2 separate regions of the Homo sapiens genome follow, and region 1 is linked to region 2. A link is an interaction called in ENCODE POLR2A ChIA-PET data of the cell type or tissue named here. Cell type or tissue: Caco-2. All regions are shown on one strand. Links, peaks and the distances in the headings refer to the core of each region. The heading gives the core; the rest is flanking DNA. Region 1 overlaps CPLX1 (complexin 1). Region 2 overlaps GAK (cyclin G associated kinase).

The links. Peaks named below come from ENCODE experiments on the same cell type or tissue, not always from the same donor. Only the 100,000 strongest peaks of a DNase experiment are listed, where the experiment ranks them.
Region 1: POLR2A ChIA-PET joins it to region 2 with 7 read pairs; 5 of 35 experiments call an interaction of 5 or more read pairs at or near these places.

What each region holds. Positions count from the first base shown.
Region 1 is chr4:802,630-807,024 of GRCh38, forward strand. All of the region lies in intron 2 of CPLX1 (complexin 1), which reads right to left. Among named protein-coding and RNA genes, the nearest start is that of CPLX1, 21 kb to the right of the region's middle. In Caco-2, for the core only: no CTCF peak of the experiment used is centred there; DNase peaks (open chromatin) are centred at 2,262 and 2,502; H3K4me3 peaks cover 1,621 bases.
Region 2 is chr4:854,412-858,806 of GRCh38, forward strand. The region is part of intron 24 of GAK (cyclin G associated kinase); the gene reads right to left. Among named protein-coding and RNA genes, the nearest start is that of CPLX1, 30 kb to the left of the region's middle. In Caco-2, for the core only: no CTCF peak of the experiment used is centred there; no DNase peak of the experiment used is centred there.

The sequences.
Region 1 (4,395 bases), core at 321-4,320, 52 kb before region 2:
AGGAAATAAAAACTGAAAGTGTAAAAATTCCAGAAAGCAGCTGGGCGTGGTGGCTCACACCTGTAATCCCAGCACTTTGGGAGGCCAAGGTGGGAGGATCAAAAGGTCAGGAGTTTGAGACCAGCCTGGCCAACATCGTGAAACCCCATCTCTACTAAAAAAGATACAAAAATTAGCTGGGCTTGATGGCACATGTCTGTAATTCCAGCTACTCAGGAGGCTGAGGCAGGAGAATTGCTTGAACTCGGGAGGCAGATGTTGCGGTGAGCCGAGACTGCGCCACTGTACTCCAGCCTGAGCATTAGAGTGAGACTCTGTCTCAAAAAAAAAAAAAAAAAATTCCAGAAAGCATGAAAGATAAACACTAGGCGTCTGAACTTAGGGTCCAGGGCTAAAACTTTTTTTGGGAGGAAATTCATAGTCCTTCATTTTAAGGAAGAGCAGAAAGTATAGGAACTTCATTGCCATCTTAAGAAATTTAAAAGAAACAAAACAAAATAATCCCAAATAAGACAGGAAGAGATAATTAATGAAGAGAAAAGCAGAAAATGGACAATGGTAAACAGTAAATCTGCCTGCAGTAAGACCGAGGGCATGACACACAGCTGCCGCTGCGATTCTGCGCTGTTTCGAAGGGTCCAGTGAAGCGCATGAAAAGATAAGACACAGTCATGTGCCACATAAGGCCGTTTCAGTCAACAGCAGGCCGCATGTACGACAGTGCCCTGGAAGGCGACAGCACCGAATTCTCACGGTGCCTTTTCTTTCCTTTTTTTTTTGAGACGGAATCTCGCTCTGTCGCCCAGGCTGGTGTACAGTGGCGCCATCTCGGGTCACTGCAAGCTCCGCCTCCCAGGTTCACGCCATTCTCCCGCCTCAGCCTCTGGAGTAGCTGGGACTGCAGGCGTCCGCCACCGCGCCCGGCTAATTTTTTGTATTTTTTTTTTTTAGTAGAGACGGGGTTTCACCGTGGTCTCGATCTCCTGACCTCGTGATCTGCCCGCCTCGGCCTCTCAAAGCGCTGGGATTACAGGCGTGAGCCACCGCGCCCGGCCTTCTTTCTTTCTCTTGAGACCTGTTGTCCAGACTGGAGTGCAATGGCGTGATCTTGGCTCGCTGCAACCTCCACTCCTGGGTTCAAGCCATTCTTGTGCCTCAGCCTCTCAAGTAGCTGGGATTACAGGCGTGTGCCACCACGCCTGGCTAATTTTTGCATTTTTAGCAGAGATGGGGTTTCACCATGTTTGGCCAAGCTGTTCTCAAACTCCTGACCTCAAATGATCCACCCACCTTGGCATCCCAAAGTGCTGAGATTACAGGCGTGAGCCACCACGCCTGGCCTCACGGTGCCTTTTCTATGCTTAGGTGCACAGCCTCACCCTGGTGCTGCCGCTACTGCGGTGTTCAGTGAGATGTGTGTTGTGCAGGTTTGCAGCCGGGGAACAATGGTTGCACCACACGGCCTGGGCGTGCAGGAGGCTGCATCATCTAGGCTTGTGAAGGGAGATTCCATGACAGTCCCACAGCCACGAACGTATTCCCGTCAACACAGGATGGTAATAAGAGTTATAAAAGAAGACAGCCAATTATCTCTTTCTCCGTCTCTCCCACCTCTCTTCCTGATGACACGATCCTATCTCTGAGAAACTCAAGACAGTGCAGTAAAAACCTACCAGAACACATCATGGGATGTGGCAGCATGGCTAAATACAATATCCATACTTCCGAATTAATAGTTTTCCCCCACACTGTCAAGAACAAGCTAGAAACAGGAACAGGAATGACGTTCCACTTACAATAATGAGGAAAACACACAATAAGTACGAAAATATAACCTACTTAGAAATAAAAGGGAAGTCTATAGAACCTATATCAGAAAAAAATCATGGATTTAAATCGTACGGTTTTGGAAAGACATGCCAGATTCTTGGTGGGCAGGCTTAATATCATAATGACGTCAGCCGCATCAACAATAATGTGCAATTGTATGTAATCCGGATCGCACCTTCAGCTTAAACTCCAACGCTTTTGTTCTTTTTGGGGCTTTGGATAAAATTAAGGTTCATATGGCAGAATTGATGTCAGAGGAGACTCAACCCAAGTGTCACAAAGAAGTGAAAACGCACCTTGCGGGGGCTCGGGAAGTGCCTGCAGAGTCCCAGAGACGGCTCTGGCGGTCGTCAGCCTGGAGGCCGGCAAGCGTGGGGAGCGACGTGCTCAGCCTCCACGGGAAAGGTGGGCGGCGGCAGCCATTTTGGAACGCAGGCGGCAGCCATTTTGGAACGCAGTGCGTCGCCGCGAGCACGTGCGGAGTTCACCCGGCGTCCCACTCCTGCGCGGCGGCCGGCTAGGGCGGGTGCTCCTCTGTGGAGAAACGTGCCCACGCACGCTCGCGCACCGTCTGTCTCGGCAGCGGCCCTGGCGTGTGGCTGGAGACAAGGTGATATCTTGGGCGTGTGGCCATACGCCCATCGCACATCCACACAGGGAAGCCCGGGGCCTGGAGCGGGAGGGAGGGGCTGCTGTGGGCGCTGCAGCCGGAGAGCCACAGGCAGACAAACGCGCCGCAGAGCCCATGTTTGGAAGGCAAAAAGGAAAAACAATCATGTATGAATATACCCCTGTTGTTAGGATTATCTAAAGATAGAAGGAGGATCGGAGGGTTACACACGAGGTTCACACCGAACCCAAACCCTGAAAAACCTAACAGGTGTTCCTTTGAAGCTCTCATGGAATGCTTACAAGGGCCAGGTGTCAGTCTGCACCACAATGAGATACCGGCTCACACCCACTCAGACGGCTGTTATCAAAAACCAGGAAATCACAAGTGTTGGCAACAATGTGAAGAAACTGGAACCCTGTGCCTTGTTGTTGGGAATGAGAAACAGCACAGCTGCTGTGGAAACAGTCTGGCTGTTCCTCAAAAAATTAAACATAGAATTGCCATATGATCTAGCGATTCCATTTCTGGGTATAGACCCACAAGAACTGAAAGCAGAGTCTCTCACAGATACCTCCATACCCCTGTTCATAGCAGCATTAACCACAATAACCAAGAGGGAGAAACAACCCAGGGTGTCCATCAGCAGATGAATGGACAAGCACAATGTGGTGTAGACAGAATGGAATATTATGCAGCCTTAAAAAGGAATTAAGTTCCAACACAAACTGCAACATGGATGAACCTTGAGGACACTATGCTAAATGAAATAAGCCAGACACAAAAAGACAAATACTGTAAGATTCCACTTAGATGAGGTCCCTAGAGTAGCCAAATTCATTGAGACAGGAAGTAAAGTGGTGGGTGCGAGGGGCTGGGGGAAGGAGAGTGGGGAGTGAGTGTTTAGTGTAGACAGAGTTTCAGTTGGAAATGATGAAAAGTTCTGGAAATAGAGGTGTTAGTTGCACAACATTGTGATGTACTTAATGCCACTGAATTGTGCACTTAACATAATTTAAATGGTAAATTTTATGCTATATATTTTACCACAAAAAAGAGAAGCATATACCTGACTTCAAACTATACTACAAGACTACAGTAACCAAAACAGCATGGTACAGGTACAAAAACAGACACGTAGACCAATGGAACAGAATAGAGAACTCAGAAATAAGCCTGCACACCTACAATCATCTGATTTTCAACAAACCTGACAAAAACAATGAGGAAAGGATTCCCTATTTAATAAATGGTGCTGGGAGAACTGGCTAGCCATCTGAAGAAAATGGAAACTGGACCCCTTCCTTACACCTTATATAAAAATTAACTCAAGGTGAATTAAAGATTTAAATGTAAAACCCAAAAGTATAAAAACCCTAGAAGAAAATCTAGGCAATACCATTCAGGACATAGGCAAGGTTGAGAATTTCATGATGAAAACATCAAAAGCAATTGTAATAAAGCAAAAATTGACAAGTGGGAGCTAATTAAAGAGCTTCTGCATAGCAAAAGAAACTATCATCAGAGTGAGCAGACAACCTACAGAATTGGAGAAACATTTCTCAATCTATCCATCTGACAAAGGTCTAATGTCCAGAATCTACAAGGAACCCAAACGAAAGACATTTATGCAGCCAACAAACCTGTGAAAAAAAGCTCAACATCACTGATCACTAGAGAAATGCAAATCAAAACTACAATGAGATACCATCTCATACCAGTCAGTATGGTGATTAAGATTAAAAAGTCAAGAAACAACAGATGCTGGGAAGGTTGCAGAGAAATAGGAACACTTTTATACTGTTGATGGGAGTGTAAATTAGTTCAACCACCGTGGAAGACTGTGGCGATTCCTCAGAGACCTAGAACCAGAAATACCATTTGACTCAGCAATCCCATTACTGGGTATATACCCAAAGGAATATAAATCATTCTATTTTAAGATATATGTACGT
Region 2 (4,395 bases), core at 306-4,305:
CCTGTCCTCTTATGGGTGTGGTTTGGGTGGCGAGTCTACGAACTCTGCCCAGCCCCAGGCCACAAAGGTTTTCACCTAAAGGCCCTGCATTCTGATGAGCTGTTCTGTAGAACGAGGGCTTAGGGCTTTGCCTACCGCTGCCCAGGTGCTCCAGACCATCTGATGAACGGGTTTTCTGCCTCTGTCAAAGCTCCGCTGGTCTCTCTTGTGTGGCCTGAGTCCTCTCTTCTCTCCACAGACGCGTCTGTCTGCCATCGCCGCAATGTTGATTTGTGGCTTCAGAGTAAGCCTCAAAGCCAGGAACAGTGACTTCTCCCATTTCATTTTTCCATTACAAAAATATTCCAGGCATGGCTGGGTGCGGTGGCTCACGCCTGTAATCCCAGCACTTTGGGAGGCCGAGGCGGGCGGATCACGAGGTCAGGAGATCAAGACCATCCTGACTAACACGGTGAAACCCCATCTCTACTAAAAATACAAAAAATTAGCTGGGCGTGGTGGCGGGTGCCTGTAGTCCCAGCTACTCAGGAGGCTGAGGCAGGAGAATGGCGTGAACCCGGTAAGGGAACTTGCAGTGAGCCGAGATCAGGCCACTGCACTCCAGCCTGGGCGACAGAGCGAGGCTCCATCTCAAAAAAATAAACTATTCCAGGCATCTAGTCCATCTGTCTTTCAAATACACTGTACAGTAAGCTCATTTGTATCTAGGAAAATCCCTGCTGAGGCGTTGGTAGGAACTGCGTTAGGCTACAGATGCACACAGGAGAACGGCCACCTTACTCGGGAGCCTCCAGGCCGTGAGTGCAGCGTCCGTCCCTTCACTCGCATCTCCTCTGGTCTCTTTCGCCACGGTTGGTTTTGTAGTCCCACCACACAAGCCCTAGACATGTCTGGTCAGATTTATACCTAAATGTTTATTTTTTCTAAAAAAAAAAAAGGTGATTGTAAATGGTACTGTTTTAAATGTTGGCTTCCTTATATAATTGCAAGTAAACAGAAATAGGACAGATTTTTGTGTGTTGACCTGGTATCCTGCGACCTTACTGAACTCATAGTTCTAAAAGATCTTTGTAGATTGCTTCAGAGTCCCTGCGCAGACAATCGTGTCATCTGCAGACAGGAGTAATTTTATTTCTCCCTTTGTAGTGCGTGTAACTTTGATCTCCTTTTCTTGCCAAATGGCAGCAGCTGGGACTTCCGACAAGTACAAGTGGAGAAAAGACACTCCTGCCCTGTTCCTGATTTTAGGAGGATGGTTAAAAATGATATTGGCTTGGCCAGGCAGGGTGGCTCATACCTGTAATCCCAGCACTTTGGGAGGTCACTTGAGATCAGGAGTTTGAGACCAGCCTGGCCAACATGGTGAAACCATGTCTCTACTAAAAATACAAAAATTAGCTGGGCATGGTGGTGCATGCCTGTAATCCCAGCTACTCAGGAGGCTGAGGCGGGAGAATTGCTTGAAACTGGGAGGTGGAGGTTGCAGTGAGCCAAGATTATGCCACTGCACTCCAGCCAGGGCAACAGAGCAAGACTCTTGTCTCAAAACAAACAAACAAAAAAAAGATGTTGGCTGCAGGTTTCTGGAGACAGGGTCTTGCTCTGCTGCCCAGACTGGAGTGCAGTGATGCAATAATAGCTCAGGCCAGCCTTGACCTCCTGGGCTCAAGCGATCCAAGTGATCTTCCCACCTCAGCTTGCTGAGTAGCTGGGACCACACCTGCTCACCACAGCTGCTCACCACACCTGCTCACCACCACAGCTGCTCACACCTGCTCACCACAGCTGCTCACACCTGCTCACCACAGCTGCTCACCACCACAGCTGCTCACACCTGCTCACCACAGCTGCTCACAACTGCTCACACCTCACCACAGCTGCTCACCCCTGCTCACCACAGCTGCTCACACCTGCTCACCACAGCTGCTCACACCTGCTCACACCTGCTCACCACAGCTGCTCACCACAGCTGCTCACACCTGCTCACCACCACAGCTGCTCACCACAGCTGCTCACACCTGCTCACCACAGCTGCTCACTACAGCTGCTCACCACAGCTGCTCACCACCACAGCTGCTCACACCTACTCACCACCACAGCTGCTCACACCTGCTCACCACCACAGCTGCTCACACCTGCTCACCACCACAGCTGCTCACCACAGCTGCTCACCACCACAGGTGCTCACAGCTGCTCACCACAGGTGCTCACACCTGCTCACCACAGCTGCTCACACCTGCTCACCATAGCTCACCACAGCTGCTCACACCTGCTCACCACAGCTGCCCACATTTGCTCACCACCACAGCTGCTCACCACAGCTGCTCACCACCACAGCTGGCTAATTCTTACAGGGGTCTCACTATATTGCTCAAGCTGGTTTCAAACTCCTGGGTTCAGGAAATCCTCCCACGTTGGCCTCCCAGAGCACTGGGGTTACGGTGTGAGCCACTCCGCCTGGCCTGGCTGTGGGTCTCTAGACATGCTTGTTACCAAGCTGACGACGTTCTGCTCATGACTGGCTGACAGTGCTGCCATAAAAGGTGCTGACTTTCTGAATTTTGTTAAATGCCTTTTCTGCCTTGTTGATGTGACCACATGACTCTTCAGCCAGTTAATATGATATCAGATTAGTGCAAAAGTAATTACGGTTTTTGTGATTACTTTCAATGGCAAAACCACAATTACTTTCGCAGCAACCTAAATAGATTTTGTTAACAATTCTGAAATGTCAGCCTTGGATTCCTGGAATAAATCTTACTTGATCTTGGTGTAGAATTCTCTTTATATACCGATAAATCCTATTTGCTGAAGTTTGGTTGAGGATCTGTGTGTATATTCATGGGGAATATAGTCCCAGTTTCCCTTTCCGGTGCTGTTTCTGTCTGATTTTGGTATCAGGGTGATAGTATGAGCTTCGTAAAATCAATTAGAAAGTGCTCCGTCTCTCCTGCTTCCTGTGAGAGGGTGGAATTGGCATTCTCTTTCAACATTCGGTGAAATTCTCCAGTGGCCCAGGTGGGTCCGCAGGTTTCCTTTTTGGGAAGTTTTTAATTATGAATTTATTTTCTTTGTATTTATAGAATTTTTCAAAGGATCTACTTGATATTGGGTAAGTTGTGGCAGGAACTGGTTTTGAGGAATTTATCAATTTCACGTAAGTCGTCAAGCATACTGCACAGAGGCGCCTGCACCCGTGACCCTCGTAGAGCCTGCGGGGTCTGCAGTGGTGCCTCCTGCACCATCCCCCATATCGATGACCTGGGTCACTCTTCCCAGCAGCCCCGGGAGAGGTCTGTGGGCTTCAGAACTGGCCTCTGTCCCTGTGTTCCACTGCACTGCCCGTGGCTCCTCATTCTTTCTTTCCTTCCGCTTGCTGTAGGCTTATTTCGCTCCCTTTTTTTCCCCCCAAATGTCTTGTGCAGAGAGCTCAGGTTACTGCTGGGGCATTCCAGCTTTTCCACAGCAAGCCCCCACGGCTGCGGGTGTCTCCACACTGCCTGATGGGGCCCTGGGCTTTCCTAGGCTGCACTTGCATCTTCACTCAGCTCCACGCATCGTCTCCCTTGAGACCTCCTCTCTGGCCCAGGTGTCGTTTGAAAGTGTGCTGTTTTGTTCCCAAGTGTGAAGATTCTTCCGTTCTATTTCATTGTGGTCAGACGGCATGCTGCAGAATCCTAGTTCTCTGAGGACAGGGCCTGTGTGGAGGAGGCTCCCACGGTGCATGGAAAGGTCCGTGCCTGCAGCTGGTGGGCCCTGCTGGCTGGCGCCTCTGCCCTTCTACATCCTTGCAGCCTTCAGTACAGCTGCTCCGTCATGTGTCGGGACAGCAGTGCTGACGTCGCCAGCTATGATTTGGGTTTGTCTATTTTTTCCTTCAGTTGTATCGGCTTTGCTCTTCCAGAATTGCTGTCTTCCTAGAAGGCAGGATGGTTTCAGGCCGCCCACCGAGCCAGCAGGCGGAGGGCTGGGGCTGTGTCTGGGACACAAACGGCGGGGATCCCTGGGAGTCCACTCCTTCTGCCCCAGTGCCGGCTGCCCAGGGCAGTCAAGGCACACGCAGGTCTCCTCCCGAGGGCACGGCCCTCGCAACCCCACCGTGCTCTCAGACAACACAAGACAGAGGCCACAAAGGGAAATAAAATACAAAACCACACCGACAGAAACGCTCATGGATGTCCTCAAGACATAGTAAATCCCCAAAACCACCTGAAACATAAAAAGAACATTCAAAGACGAAAAAACTCTTGGGACTTCATGACAGAACAGAAGGCACTTCAGATGTGAGCTCGCAAGAGCAGAGTGAGGACTCAAAGCCAGCCCGGGAGAGAGTGAGGACTCGAAGCCAGCCCTAGAGATCCAACGCCGACACCTGCTCACAGGAATTTGAGGCAC